2 separate regions of the Homo sapiens genome follow, and region 2 is linked to region 1. The links are chromatin contacts, found by Hi-C or POLR2A ChIA-PET in ENCODE. All regions are on one chromosome and are shown on one strand. Each heading gives the region's core, a stretch centred on a gene start or an enhancer-like site at or near the end of the contact. The rest is flanking DNA. Distances are from core to core; before and after follow the strand shown.

What was found. Hi-C counts contacts between places; a loop is a spot of excess contacts on that map. ChIA-PET counts read pairs that join two places held with the same protein, here RNA polymerase II (POLR2A). Pooled maps may share reads with other maps.
Region 2: a map of gastrocnemius medialis shows a loop between it and region 1 (2.1-fold over the local background). The contact joins two enhancer-like sites. A Hi-C loop is called at or near these places in 4 of 168 maps with a recorded cell type or tissue (Caco-2, breast epithelium, gastrocnemius medialis and 1 more), 2 of 37 single-sample maps with no recorded cell type and 9 of 50 pooled maps. POLR2A ChIA-PET finds 5 or more read pairs at or near these places in 12 of 52 experiments (A549, A673, AG04450 and 9 more).

The regions. Positions count from the first base shown.
Region 1 is chr22:37,626,348-37,633,187 of GRCh38, forward strand. It overlaps GGA1 (golgi associated, gamma adaptin ear containing, ARF binding protein 1), which reads left to right. Exons shown (of 17, transcript NM_013365.5): 12 at 3,115-3,179; 13 at 3,651-3,823; 14 at 4,556-4,752; 15 at 5,649-5,818; 16 at 6,058-6,168; 17 at 6,254-6,840. The coding sequence ends at 6,364. Among named protein-coding and RNA genes, the nearest start is that of SH3BP1, 9.9 kb to the right of the region's middle. RefSeq lists enhancers at 6,391-6,450, 6,631-6,690. Within about 2 kb of position 5,286, at least 7 of the 41 ENCODE cell types and tissues checked have a DNase peak (open chromatin) inside an H3K27ac peak, as active enhancers do.
Region 2 is chr22:37,695,964-37,702,803 of GRCh38, forward strand. TRIOBP (TRIO and F-actin binding protein) reads left to right here and starts at 1,085. Exons shown (of 24, transcript NM_001039141.3): 1 at 1,085-1,126; 2 at 1,625-1,733; 3 at 5,343-5,516. The coding sequence starts at 5,403. Within about 2 kb of position 5,373, at least 2 of the 41 ENCODE cell types and tissues checked have a DNase peak (open chromatin) inside an H3K27ac peak, as active enhancers do.

The DNA of each region.
Region 1 (6,840 bases), core at 4,036-6,535:
CCAGAGAAGCCGAGGCCAGAGCGCGAGGGACTCGGTGATCCAAGCTGGTCCAGGGCCAGGCCTGCTGTTACTCCCGGGCAGGCTCCGGCTCCAGAGCCCAGCAGGGGCCAGGCTTCCCCGGGGGGAAGCAGCAAAGCGTTCCCAGCTGCCCAAACCATTTTTGGGTTTCCAACTGCTCTCAGGGCAGCAGCCCCATCCGAGAGCTGAGATCAGAACAGCCTCCTCCTGAGAGCCACTGAAGGGATGAAGAGCAGATACGTTAGGGCCACATCAAAGGAATCCTCAGGGATATGTTGGAAGCCAAGATTCAGACTGTGGTTTCCTGAGCCAGTTCTGAAGCAAAAACCAGACCCGAAGGCCTTGAAGAAGTGATGGGGACCCGGGGCGCCCTGGGCGGGGTCTGCCTGGGTTCCAGGAGTGCTTCCTTTGGTGGTGCCCACTACTGCACTCTGTCCTGTCTTAGGTGACCCTCACGGTCTCTGCAGGCAGGTGCCGTTAATAGCCCCACTGCACAATGAGGAAACGGCAGCACAGAAAGGCGCGGTGGCTCACGCCTGGAATCCCAGCACTTTGGGAGGCCAAGGCAGAGGGATTACTTGAGGTCAGGAGTTTGAAACTAGCCTGGCCAACATGGCGAAACCCCATGTCTATTAAAAATACAAAATTAGCTGGGCGTGGTGGCACATGCCTGTAGTCCCAGCTACTGGGGAGGCTGATGCAGGAAAATTGCTTGAACTGGGGAAGCAGAGGTTGCGGTGAGCCGAGATGGCACCACTGCACTCCAGCCTGGTTGACAGAGCAAGGCTCCGTCTCACAAAAAAAAGAAAAAGAAAAGGAAAAAGAAAGGCTGGGTGACTTGTGCAGAAAGGGCTCTAGGACTTGAGCTGGGCTCTGATCCTGAAGCCACACTCTGAGCAGCTGGGCTGCTCTGACTCGTTGTTCATAAGCAAGGAAAAGGAAATGAGGACCCGGAGTGTGGAGGGAGAGCTGAAGGGGAAGGAGAGCTGAGGGGAAAGGAGGCCCAGTTGTGAGCTCCCTTTGTGAACCCAGCAGCCAGCACCCTCCCTGAAGCTGCTTACGAGCCCCATGCAGCCGCCCCCTCTTCATTCAGAGCCAAGGGTGACCGCAGGGAGAGGACCTTTACCCCATTCTACAGAGAAGTAAAGGACGGTCAAGGGACAGGAACGTTCATACAAGGTTTATCTTCCCCTGTGGAGCCAGCCCTGGGTGGCAGCTACCTGAGGGGCAGTGGGTGGGGAAGTACTGCAGGGCCACCAGCCCCCAGCCAGCAGCTGCAGCACCACCTCCACAAGAGAAGCGAGATGCAGCCGCACTTCCTGTCCCCGCACTGCACTGGCATAGTTCTGAGCCACCAGCTTCCTTCTGTTTTCCTCTCAGAGGCAAAGCATGGGGGCACAGGAGCCGGAAGTGCCAGGGCAGCCTGCAGCCTGGGCCTGGGGAATGGAGGAGGCCCTGGGGCCACACAGGGGGCTGGTCCTCACTCTTCACGGCAGGGGTGGGAGACAGGTTCCTGTCCCTCAAGGAGGGTGTTCAGGCAGCCTTAACCTCCCCCGTCTCAAGTGATCCTCCCATCTCAGGCTCCTGAGTAGTTGGGACTACAGGTGTGTGCCACCACACCCGGTTAATTAGTTTATTTTTAGTAGACACACGGTTTCACCTGTGTTGGCCAGGCCGGTATTGAACTCCTGGCCTCAAGTGATCCACCCACCCCAGCTTCCTAAAATGCTGGGATGACAGGCATGAGCCACTGCGCCCACCTCTTTTTGGTTTTGAGATGGGGGTCTCACTATATTGCTCAGGCTGGTCTCAAACTTCTGGCTTCAACTAATCCTCCCATCTCAGCCTCCCAAGTAGATGGGACCACAGGCATTGGCTAATTTTTTTTCCTTTTATTCTTTAGGGGTAGAGTCTCTATGCTGCCAGGGCTTATCTCAAACCCCAGCTTCAGCCTCCCAAATAGCTGGGATTACAGACATTAGCCACTGCACCTGGCTGGTGTCTCCATTTTACAGATGAGGCTGTCACCCCCCAATATCACACAGCCAAGTGGCAGAGTTGTGTTCAAATGCTGGCAGTCAGGCCATGCTCTGTCTGAGTCCAGACTCTGCCACTTTCTAGCTGTGTGTTCTCGGGCAGGTTATTTACCAACTTTGAGTCCATTTTCTTATCCCTAAAAGAGGGCTGAGAAGCTCACCCCTACCTTTGAAGGTTGTTTGAGGATTAAGCAAGACCAGCATCTGAAGGGCCTGAAGCATCTAGGGCATCATCAGTGCACTTTATCTCTGGCCTCTAAGAAGTGCATCTAGAAGGGACCCACTGTCACAGCTTCCTGGTACCCTTGCCTTTGCCTGTCAGGTAGCACTTCGGTTTGGACCTCACTTTTTCAGGATTTGTTGGAAACAAGATCCCTTATCTTCTCTAGGTCAGATTTGGGGTGAACTTGGCTGACAGTATTCCAGGGCAGGCAGAGGTCAGGCTGGCTGGTGACCTGCTGCCTCCTTCCCATCGGCAGCTAGTTCTAGGGCCATCCACAGGGATCCCCAGCCCTCCATAGTACCAGTGAGCCTCACTGGCATGTGCCAGGGCCAAGAGGGCCTTCAGCGTCGCCTCCAGTCCAGCCCTGTCCTCGTATTCTTGGGGACACTGTGGCTCAGCCAGCACAGTGCCTAGCCCACAGTCACCCAGCAGGCGTCCCTCGAGTGGGCCAGTGGCAGGCACAGAGCTGCTCTCCCCTTGCCTGGATGCGTGAGGAAAGGAACCTCTTCTCCCTGCAGCCCAGCCCTGCAGGCTCTCTGCTGCCAGATGACGAGTGAAGATGAAAGTCCTGATGTCTATTGTCTGTGTGCACAGAGCTTTGGAGTGGCCTGGCCAGGAAGAGGGGAAGCGTGTGTGGGGTCAGCACAAGGGGTTGCCGGGATCTTGGTTACTGGTTCTGCTCTGCTGCTGGTTCCCTCTGAAAATGTGGGTTTCTCCCCTCCGTGCTGAGCCTCAGAAAGGGGTAGGGAGCCCCATGCCAGCACACATGGCCCCTCGGCTCTCTGGCCTCTGCAGGGTCAGCCCAGCTCCTTCACCTCTCTCCTGCTTTCCCCTCAGGCCTCAGTGACCCCACACCCCCTTCAGGCCCAAGCCTGGATGGTACCGGATGGAACAGCTTCCAGGTAGGAGGGGACCACAAACTAGTCTGGCCTGTCCCAGTCCCAGGGTCAGGGCAGCTGGGACAAGTGGCCTGGAGAAACTAAAAGGATGGATGGGCTCTACTCAAGAGCCCAGGGCCAGGGGGTGGCCCAGGGGCCTGGAGACACCCACCCAGGGTACAGGGCCTCCCCTTACCTCCAGCTGTATCTTCCCCAAGTCTCAGCCTTGGGGCTGCAGCCCAGCCTTTGGGATTGGGATTGAGATGGGCAATCCCTCTTCCTTTCCCTTGAGGGTGACAGAGGTCCCTGGATTGTAGAACCCCCAACCAGACCCAGCCACCCTGCATCATGGACATGGGTGGTCTGGGGTCCCCACCTCTGTGGCTGCTTTCCCAGATGTCATTTGCAAGGAGGACACTGAGCCTCAGGGCAGGATCAGGTGATGCTGACACCTCTCTAGACAGCCCCACCCCACCTGCATCCTTTTCCCCACAGTCGTCGGATGCCACTGAGCCCCCAGCCCCTGCTCTGGCCCAGGCCCCCAGTATGGAAAGCCGACCCCCAGCGCAGACATCCCTGCCAGCAAGCAGCGGTCTGGACGACCTAGACCTCCTGGGGAAGACCCTCCTGCAGCAGTCGCTGCCCCCGGAATCCCAGCAAGTGCGGTGGTGAGGGCCCACCATGGCTGGCATGGGGTGGGGAGCACTCCCTGTTCCCACAAACCAGCAACTTCTCCTGGGCTTGTCCAGGCCCAGCAGGGAGAGGCTCGTTGCTGTCTTGTTTTGTAAGCAGCAGATGCCAAGCAGTGCACCTGCCTCTGGAAACACAACAGTGCCCAAGGCAGACCTGGGCCCACTGGCCTGGCCTCCCCCCAGGTGTTCCCAGCTCCCTTGAGAAAGGTCCAGAGGGCCGGCAGAGGGGAGGACACTGGGCTGGAGTGAATAGGTGGGGTGCAGGGTGGAGGGAGAACACGAGCTGCTCCTTCTAAAGGTAAGACCCAAGGCCAGAGAGATAGCCACACGTGCCAGCCTTTCCTGTGCCCCTGATCTCTCCATCACCAAAGAATCACTTTTTCTTTTTTTGAGAGGGAGTCTCACCCTGTCACCCAGGCTGGAGTACAGTGGCATGATCTCGGCTCACTGCAACCTCCATCTCCCAAACTCAAGCGATTCTCCTACGTCAGGCTCCTGAGTAGCTGGGACCACAGGTGTGCGCTACCACGCCCAGCTAGTTTTTTGTATTTTTTATACAGACCGGGTTTCGCCATGTTGCCCAGGCTGGTCTCAAACTCCTGAGCTCAAGCGATCTGCCCGCCTCAGCCTCCCAAAGTGTTGGAATTACAGGGGTGAGCTACCACGCTGGCCAAGAATCACTTCTTAATGCACTGTCCCCCGATTAAGGGAGAAGCAGCAGCCAACCCCCCGGCTCACACTCCGGGACCTGCAGAATAAGAGCAGCAGCTGCAGCTCCCCCAGCTCCAGCGCCACCAGCCTTCTCCACACCGTGTCCCCAGAGCCCCCCAGGCCTCCGCAGCAGCCCGTACCAACCGAGCTCTCACTGGCCAGCATCACTGTGCCCCTGGAGTCCATCAAACCCAGTGAGTAGGGCTGGGGCAGGTGCAGGCTGGGTTGGGTCAGCTTGCTGCCCTGTCAGGAGCTCTGTCTGGGGAAGCTAGTGGGAAAGCAGGGCTCCCCTGGCTCTGCCACTGGCCAACCAGAGGGGAGCTCTGAACAAGGCCCTCCCCTTCCCAGGAGTCAGTTTCCTTATCTGCCCCAGAGCAATCAGAGGACTGCTGTACAAACTCCAGGCTTATATAAGCAAGAAGACCTCTAGGGAGTAGGCTCTGGGCCCCTTCCATCCCCAGGAAGGCAGGGCCCAGGACACAGAGAGGTTTGGGGTCTCCCCCAGATTACAGAACTGAACCATGATAAAGACCCAGATCCAAGGCTGGGTTTTTCCAGCCCAGGAGCAGTAAGGGGACCATGGCCCAGCCCCGGGCCCCAAGCAGACACATGAGGCCTGGTGGTCCTCAGCATTGCCCTCTATGAGCTCCCTGTGACCAAAGACACTACCCCCACAGTGTCTCCCAGCAGTGGGCAGAGCTGCCCCTCTCACCAGTAGGAGAACCCTGAGCTCAGAGAAGGGGAGTGACTGCCGCAAGGTCACACAGCGTGAGACTCACCCTCACCAAGTCCCTCACCCCAGCACTCCAGGCAGCAGCCACACAGCATCGGGGGAAGCTGGGCTGTGACTCGGCTCTGGGGTGGGTGTCCTGCCTCCACTATCAGACTGGGGGTTCACCTGCCCTCTCTGGGCACCGCTCTGTGCCCCTGCCTGCACTGCCACCCAGGGTCCAGGTAAGGCCCCAAAGGAGGACTTTGCTCTTGTTGCCAGTACAGCAGCCAGCTCCTGAGGCCAGCCGGGTGGGGGCTGGGGGCTGAGCGGATGTGCTGCAGCTCAGCTGTCCCATCGCCCTCCCACCTTCTCCCACAGGCAACATCCTGCCCGTGACTGTGTATGACCAGCACGGCTTCCGCATCCTCTTCCATTTTGCCCGGGACCCACTGCCAGGGCGCTCCGACGTGCTGGTGGTGGTGGTTTCCATGCTGAGCACCGCCCCCCAGCCCATCCGCAACATCGTGTTCCAGTCAGCTGTCCCCAAGGTGACAAGCCAGTCGGACAGGGCATGCCTCCCTCCTCTCAAGGCAGGGTGACATGGAGCTGGGTGGGGAGCCACCTGTCAGGGGGCAGGTCTCCCTCCCTTGCTGGGTGGTTGGTGTAGAAGGGACCAGAAGGACTGAGCCCCAGGATCCCCGGAGGGGAGCTGGCAGGCTGGGCCTGGTTCCTCAGAGCAGGACAAGCAGCCAGGGCTAGCTGTGCCCATCCTGCCATCTGCCCACAGGTTATGAAGGTGAAGCTGCAGCCACCCTCGGGCACGGAGCTGCCAGCTTTTAACCCCATCGTCCACCCCTCAGCAATCACCCAGGTCCTGCTGCTTGCCAACCCCCAGAAGGTAAGGGGCCCCCAGGCAGTGCTGCAGGGTGGGGACGGCCACTTCTCCTCCTCTGACCCCTCTGCCTTTGCCATCTCTTCCCCAGGAGAAGGTTCGCCTCCGCTACAAGCTCACCTTCACCATGGGTGACCAGACCTACAACGAGATGGGGGATGTGGACCAGTTCCCCCCACCTGAAACCTGGGGTAGCCTCTAGAACAGAGGGGCTGGGGAGAGGAAGGGGCAGAGGGACCGGTCACTGTCCAGCCTGGAGGGAGGCATTGGTGGCCAAGGACACCCTTTGTTGCCCATGGCCATTCACCCCCAGGCCTGGTGCTTCTCCCCACACCCCTGTAGGCCTCAAGTGACTCTTCCCCCTCCTGCTCCGGCCCCGCCCCTGCTGAGCCAAACCCAGTAGGAGGCTGGGCCTGGGTTTGTGCCGCTGGGGTCTCCATCACCGGGACCTGGAGAGGGAGGGGCTGTGTAGCCTTGGAAGAACTTGGGTCATGGGGAGGAAGCACAGCTGTTGGGGAAGGGCCAGGACCTCAGGCCCAGCCCCAACCCCAGCTGGGGTGGGGTCTTCCCCACCTGTCTCTTATGCCTTATGGGAAGGCCCAGCCATAACTCGGGGGCCATGCTGGAGCTGGGGACCAGCTTAGGCCTCCTCCATAGGAACCCAGTGACTGGGGGGTG
Region 2 (6,840 bases), core at 4,123-6,622, 70 kb after region 1:
TGATAGTAGGTGTTTCCTTCTTTTAAACACTGAACACAGTGAATCCTGGTTTGTCCCTCGAACCAGACCAGAGCTTTCTGAGTGAGAAATTGTATCTTAGTCATTTCTGTTTCTGCTCTGGGCACAAGCTTGTGTCAATGTAGGTTCTCAGCCAATCCTGTCTGAATCCAACCCCCAGGTGATCCCCAACAACTCTCAAAATAATCTAAGATTTCTGTGACCCTAGTGCCAAGCTCACCTGCCTACAAGTGTCTGAATCTAGTTTACCTTCCCTGTCTCATCACTGCACCCATCTCTCCTGGACTCCTGCTGCAACCTTCCTCCCTGTCCAGTGAATTTCGCCCTCCTCCTCCCATCCCAGTCGCCACAATTGGCAAATATCAACCAAAAGGAAAAAAGATGGGAAACAAGTTTTTTTTTTTTTTTTTTTTTTTTTTTTTAAGGCGGAGTCTCACTCTGTTGCCCAGGCTGGAGTGCAGTGGTGTGATTTCGGCTCACTGCAACCTCCGCCTCCCGGGTTCAAGCGATGCTCCTGCCTCAGCCTTCTGAGTAGCTGAGACTACAGGCGCACACCACCACGCCAGGCTATTTTTTTTTTCTTTTTTATACAAGAGTTTTGCTCTGTCGCCCAGGCTGGAGTGCAATGGCGCTATCTCAGCTCACTGCAACCTCCGCCTCCTCGGTAAGAAAACTGTCATGACAGAGAGGTTAAGACTCTAGTCCAAGGTCTGTGCTAAAGCCAGCCCAGCGGACTGTCGGCAGAATGAACCAACGGGAAAGAGGTCAGAAGGAGCCAGATCCGCCAGTGCCAGCCCTCTCCAGGGCTCCCTGGGGACCCCCAGCGGGCAAGGGCTGCAGGCGGCCCAGGCTAAACGTGCAGTGAGTCCCGCTCTCAGAGGTATCTGCGCCCCGCCTGCCTCCGCCCCGCCCCTTGTTCTGGTTTGTCCAGTCCCACAGAGTCCCACAGTCTTCATGTAAATGAGGCACCCAGAGAGAGCCTATGCGAGCGTGGCAGGGGCGTGGCCTTCCACCTCCCGAGCATCGCTCTGATTCATTGTTAAAATAAAGAGGCCATGACCCTGGCACTCCCACCCCGGCAGCCCCTGTGCGTGGAAACCCAGCCAAGGTTAGCACTGGGCCTCAGAAAAGAGGAGCTGGTAGGGGGAGGCCTACAGGAGGGGTAGGGGTCGAGGGATCCGGGGAGGAACTGGCTGAATGCCTGGATGGAGAGGGTCCCGGGTCCATTCTCTGGGTGGGGCATGTGTAGCTGCTTAAGGTTTTGATTATTATATCCACATCTCAAGTGCATTTTAGAGAAGGATTCTGCCTATTGGTTGTGGGTAGGGGAGGAAACGGGAGCAGCGAGGGGCACGTGGAGTAGAGCCCCCTACCCACCCCCAGGAAAATGAGCGGCGTTCTCCTGCTAGGCGACGCTCCTTTATGTGGCCAGACCAGGAGAGAAACGCCCAGGACGGGCGGGGCCGATGCGCCCCTCTTCCACCACCAGGAGTCGGGAGGACGACCGCCCGGGGAGGATCAGAGACCCTGGGGCCACGGAAGGACCAGTGGGTAGCCCTCTCCCCACCGTGCCTTGCTGTCGCCCCCACCGCATTCCCTTCTCCAGGTCTGATGATGGAGGAGCCTTGGCCCTGGCTGTCCCAGGGGAGGAGGTGAAATTCCTCAGCTCTCCACCAAGATTGGCCACAAAAGCCTGATCCCCTGGAACACAGCAGGTGAGGATGGATGTGGGCAGGTGACCTGGGGGCACCAAAAGCTGCAGGTGTTTTGGGATGTTGGGTTCCTCCCACCCCCCACCCTCCCCCTGGGGCTCTGTGTGAGTGGGGAGGCCATCTTTAAGTGATTCTCCTGACCCAGCTCCACTCCAGGGCATGGATGTTGGTGGCCTTAGGGGCACCCAGAAAGGAGAACCCTTGCACAAGTAAGATACCAGGGCGGCCGGGCGCGGTGGCTCAAGCCTGTAATCCCAGCACTTTGGGAGGTCGAGGTGGGTGGATCACAAGGTCAGGAGTTCGAGACCAGCCTGGCCCATATGGTGAAACCTCGTCTCTACCAAAAATACAAAAAAATTATCCGGGCATGGTGGCACATGCCTGTAATCCCAGCTATTTGGGAGGCTGCGGCAGGAGAATTGCTTGAATCCGGGAGGCAGAGGTTGCAGTGAGCCGAGATCGCGCCACTGCACTCCAGCCTGGGTGATAGACCGAGATTCTGTCTCAAAAAAAAAAAAAAAAAAAGAAAGAAAGACACCAGGGTTTCAGAAGGGTATGATGCTTCACACCTGTAATCCCAGCACTTTGAGGGAAGGAGGAGGATTACTTGAGGTCAGGAGTTCAGGAGTTCAAAACCAGCCTGGGTAACACTGCAAGAGCCTTTTTTTTTTTTTTTTTTTTTTTTGAGACACACTGTTGCCCAGGCTGGAGTGCAGCGGGGCGATCTTAGCTCCACTGCAACCTCCACCTCCTGGGTTCAAGCAATTCTCTTGCCCCAGCCTCTTGAGTAGCTGGGATTACAGGCATGCGCACCACGCCCAGCTAATTTTTATAGTTTTAGTAGAGACAGGGTTTCATCATGTTGGGCAGGCTGGTCTTGAATTCCTGGCCTCAAGTGATCTGCCTGCCTCAGCCTCCCAAAGTGCTGGGATTATAGGCGTGAGCCACCGCACCTGGCCAAGAGCCCATTTTTACAAAATAAAAAAGAAAAAAATTAGCTGGGCGTGGTGGCGTACACCTGTAGTCCCAGTTACTCAGTCCCAGAGACTGAGGCAGGAGAATCATTTGAGCCCGGGAGTTTGAGGTTGCAAGGAGCTATGATCGAGCCACTGCACTCCAGCCTGGGTGACAGAGCAAGACCCTGCCCCCACCTCCCCAAAAAAGACATTAGGGGCCGGATGCAGTGGCTCACACCTGTAATCCCAGCATTTTGGGAGGCCGAAGGGGGCGGATCACCTGAGGTCAGGAGTTCACCTGGCCAACATGGCGAAACCCCGTTGCTACTAAAAATACAAAAATTAGCCAGGCATGACGGTGCATGCCTGTGATCCCAGATACTACTGGGGAGGCTGAGGTAGAATTGCTTGAACCCAGGAGGCGGAGGTTGCAGTGAGCCGAGTGAGCCAAGATCACATCACGGCACTCCAGCCTAGGTGACAGAGAGAGACTTCGTCTCAAAAAAACAAAACAAAACAAAACGAAAACACATTAGGATTTCTTTTTGGCTAAGTTCTGCCACAAACTTGCTGTGTGACTTTAGGCTGTTCACGTTTGTCAAAGACGTCGTCCTCAACTCTGAAAATACCTGGCCAGCTTTTTGCCTCCCTCGCTGTGCTTCCCAAGGGACCTGTGCGAGTTGGCAGTATGATCCAGTGCTCCTCACTTCCACCTCCGAGAGAGCAGGGACACACACAGCCCTGGATTTGAATCAGCCACTGCGACCTTCAGTGACCGAAGGAACCTCTCTGAGCCTTAGTTGCCTGATCTAAAATTGGCATTAATTTGATCTACAATGCAGCTATAAGACAAGGACACTCAAACTTTGGGGCGCACTAGAATCACCTGGGGAATCACTTTTTTTTTTTAAGACAGAGTCTCACTCTTATCACCCAGGCTGGAGTACAGTGGTGCAATCTTGGCTCACTGCAACCTCCGCCTCCTGGGTTCAAGTGATTCTCCTGCCTCAGCCTCCCGAGTAACTGGGACTACAGGTGCATACCACCATGCCTGGCTAATTTTGTATTTTTAGTAGAGACAGGGTTTGGCAATATTGGCCAGGCTGGTCTCGAACTCCTGACCTCAGGTGATCTGCCCGCCTCGGCCTCCCAAAGTGCTGGGATTATAGGCGTGAGCCACTGCGCCTGGCCAGGAATCGCTTCTTTATTTTCATTTTCATTTATTTATTTATTTATTTATTTATTTTGAGATGGAGTCTCGCTCTGTTGCTCAGTCTGGAGTGAAGTGGCGTGCTCTCCGCTCACTGCTACCTCTGCCTCCCAGGTTCAAGCGATTCTCGTGCCTCAGCCTCCCAAGTAGCTGGGACTACAGGTGCGTGCTACCACGCCCAGCTAATTTTTGTATTTAGTAGAGGCGGGGTTTCACCATGTTGGCCAGGCTGGTCTTGAACTCCTGGCCTCAAGTGATCTGCCTGCCTCAGCCTCCCAAAGTGCTGGGATTACAGGCGTGAGCCACCGCCCTCGGCTGGAATCACTTCTTTAACATGCACAGCCCCAGACCTCAGTCTCTTGGAGATTCTAACTGTGTGAATTGGGAGAGAGAAAGGGGAATCTAGATTTTTTTTTTTTTTTTTTGAGATGTGGTCTTGCTATGTTGCCTAGGCTGGAGTGCTGTAACTATTCACAGGTGCAGTTATAGCACACTACCACCTCAAACTCCTGGGCTCAAGAGATCCTCCCACCTCTGCCTCCCGAGTAGCTTGGACTGCAGGTGCACACCATCTTACCCAGCTGAAATCTGCTTTTTTTTTTTCTCAGTGCAGTGGCACAGTCATGGCTCACTGCAGCCTCGACCTCCCAGACTCAGGTGATCCTCCCAACTTCAGCCTCCTGAGTAGCAGGGACCACAGGCCTGCACCACCTTGCCCAGCTAATTTTTGTATTTTTTGTAGAGACGGAGTTTCGCCAGTTGCCCAGGATGGTCTTGAACTCTTGGGCTCAAATGATCCGCCGCCCGCAATGGGCCCAGCTGGAATCTGCATTTTTTTGTTTTTTGTTTTGAGATGAAGTCTCACTCTGTCGCCCAGGCTGGAGTGCAATGGCGCAATCTTGGCTCACTGCAACCTCCGCCTCCTGGGTTCAAGCCATTCTCCTGCCTCAGGCTCCCAAGTAGCTGGGATTACAGGCACGTGCCATCACACTTGGCTGATTTTTGTATTTTTAGTAGAGACAGGGTTTTACCATATTGGCCAGGCTGGTCTCGAACTCCTGACCTCAAGTGATCGGCCCACCTCGGCCTCCCAAAGTGCTGGGATTACAGGCATCAGCCACTGTGCCTGGCCTGGTATCTGCATTTTTATGAACAGCCCAGGAGGGTGTAATGCAGAGTCCTTGGCGTGCACTTTCAGCAACACTGCAGTAAGGACTAGAAATCGCACATCAAATGCTGGCAGAGTGCCTGGTGCTTAGTAGGTGCTTAGTGAGTGTTTGTTGAGTGAATAAATGAACAGGAATGGATGGAGAACAGGAACCCAAAGGAATGGATGAGTAACCTTATTTCCTTGGTCCTTGTCTGGAAACTGGGGCAACTGGGGCTGGGGTTCAGGTGAGTGGCCAGCCAGTCATCTGGTCTTTGCCTCCCCCTCATTTTTGCCAGGCCTCACATAGACGGTCAGCCATTGGATCATAGGAACTGCCCTGGCCTGACTCACCCAATATGGAGGAGGTGCCTGGGGATGCCCTGTGTGAACACTTTGAGGCCAACATACTTACCCAGAACCGCTGTCAAAACTGCTTCCACCCTGAGGAGGCCCATGGAGCAAGATACCAGGTGGGCCAGTTTTCCACGTGGTTGGGGTGGTTTGTGATGGGGGCATGGGTGAAGGACTGGGCCTGTGGTGTCCGCTAACTCGCAGTTGAACCCAGATGCTGGACTTCCTCCTGTCGAGAGCCTCGGTTTTCCCACATTGCAGGGAAGTGGTTGAACCATGTGAATGTTTCACAATCTTCAGTCACTTTCCTCCTGCTTATATGATACGATTGTTACCATAGCCTTATCTAATCTGTTACTTACTTTGTTATTCTTTAAATCAACATCTTTTTCCCCTTCTATTGAAACAAAACTTCACATCATCAACACAAGTAGAAAACTAGAATTACTTCCTGTTAAGAAGAAGAGGTTAAGAAGAAAGGTAGAGGCTGGGCACGGTGGCTCACGCCTGTAATCCCAGCACTTTGGGAGGCCGAGGTGGGTGGATCACCCGAGGTCGGGAGTTTGAAACCAGCCTGGCCAACATGGTGAAAATTAGCTGGGCATGGTGGTGCATGCCTGTAATCCCAGCTACTTGGGAGGCTGAGGCAGGAGAATCACTTGAACCTGGGAGGCGGAGATTGTGGTGAGCCGAGATCGCGCCATTGCACTCCAGCCTGGGCAACAGAATGAAACTGTCTCAAAAAACAAAACAAAACAAAACAAAAAAGAGAAGAAAGGTAGAAAAAGAAAAAACAAAACAGAAATGTCGTTACACCCTAACTTGAGAGTGTTTTCTTTTTCTTTTTCTTTTTTTTGAGACAGAGTCTCACTCTGTCGCCTGGGCTAGAGTGCAATGGCAATGGTGTGATCTCAGCTCACTGCAATCTCTGCCTCCTAGGTTCAAGCGATCCTCCCGCCTCAGCCTCCCAAGTATTGGGATTACAGGTGCCTGCCACCATGCCCAGCTAATTTTTGTATTTTTAGTAGAAACGGGGTTTCGCCATATTGGCCAGGCTGGTCTTAAACTCCTGACCTCAGGTGATCCACCCGCCTCAGCCTCCCAAAGTGTTGGGATTACAGGCGTGAGCCACCGCGCCTGGCCTCGAGAGTGTTTTCTATGGAAGGCTCTGAGCTTGCATCCTGCTGTCTCTTTGTCAAAAAGGGAGATTAGCAGATGTTAGAGAGATGTTAAGAATACACCAGCATCATCTAGAGATTTTCTTTCTCTCTCTCTTTTTTTTTTTTTTTTTTTTTTTTGGAGATAGGGTCTTGCTCTGTAGCACAGGCTGGAGTGCAGTGGTCCAACCTATAGTACATGGCTCACTGTAGCCTCGACCTCCCAGGCTCAAATGATCTTCCCACCTTGGCCTCCTGAGTAGCAGGGACTACAGGCACATGCCAC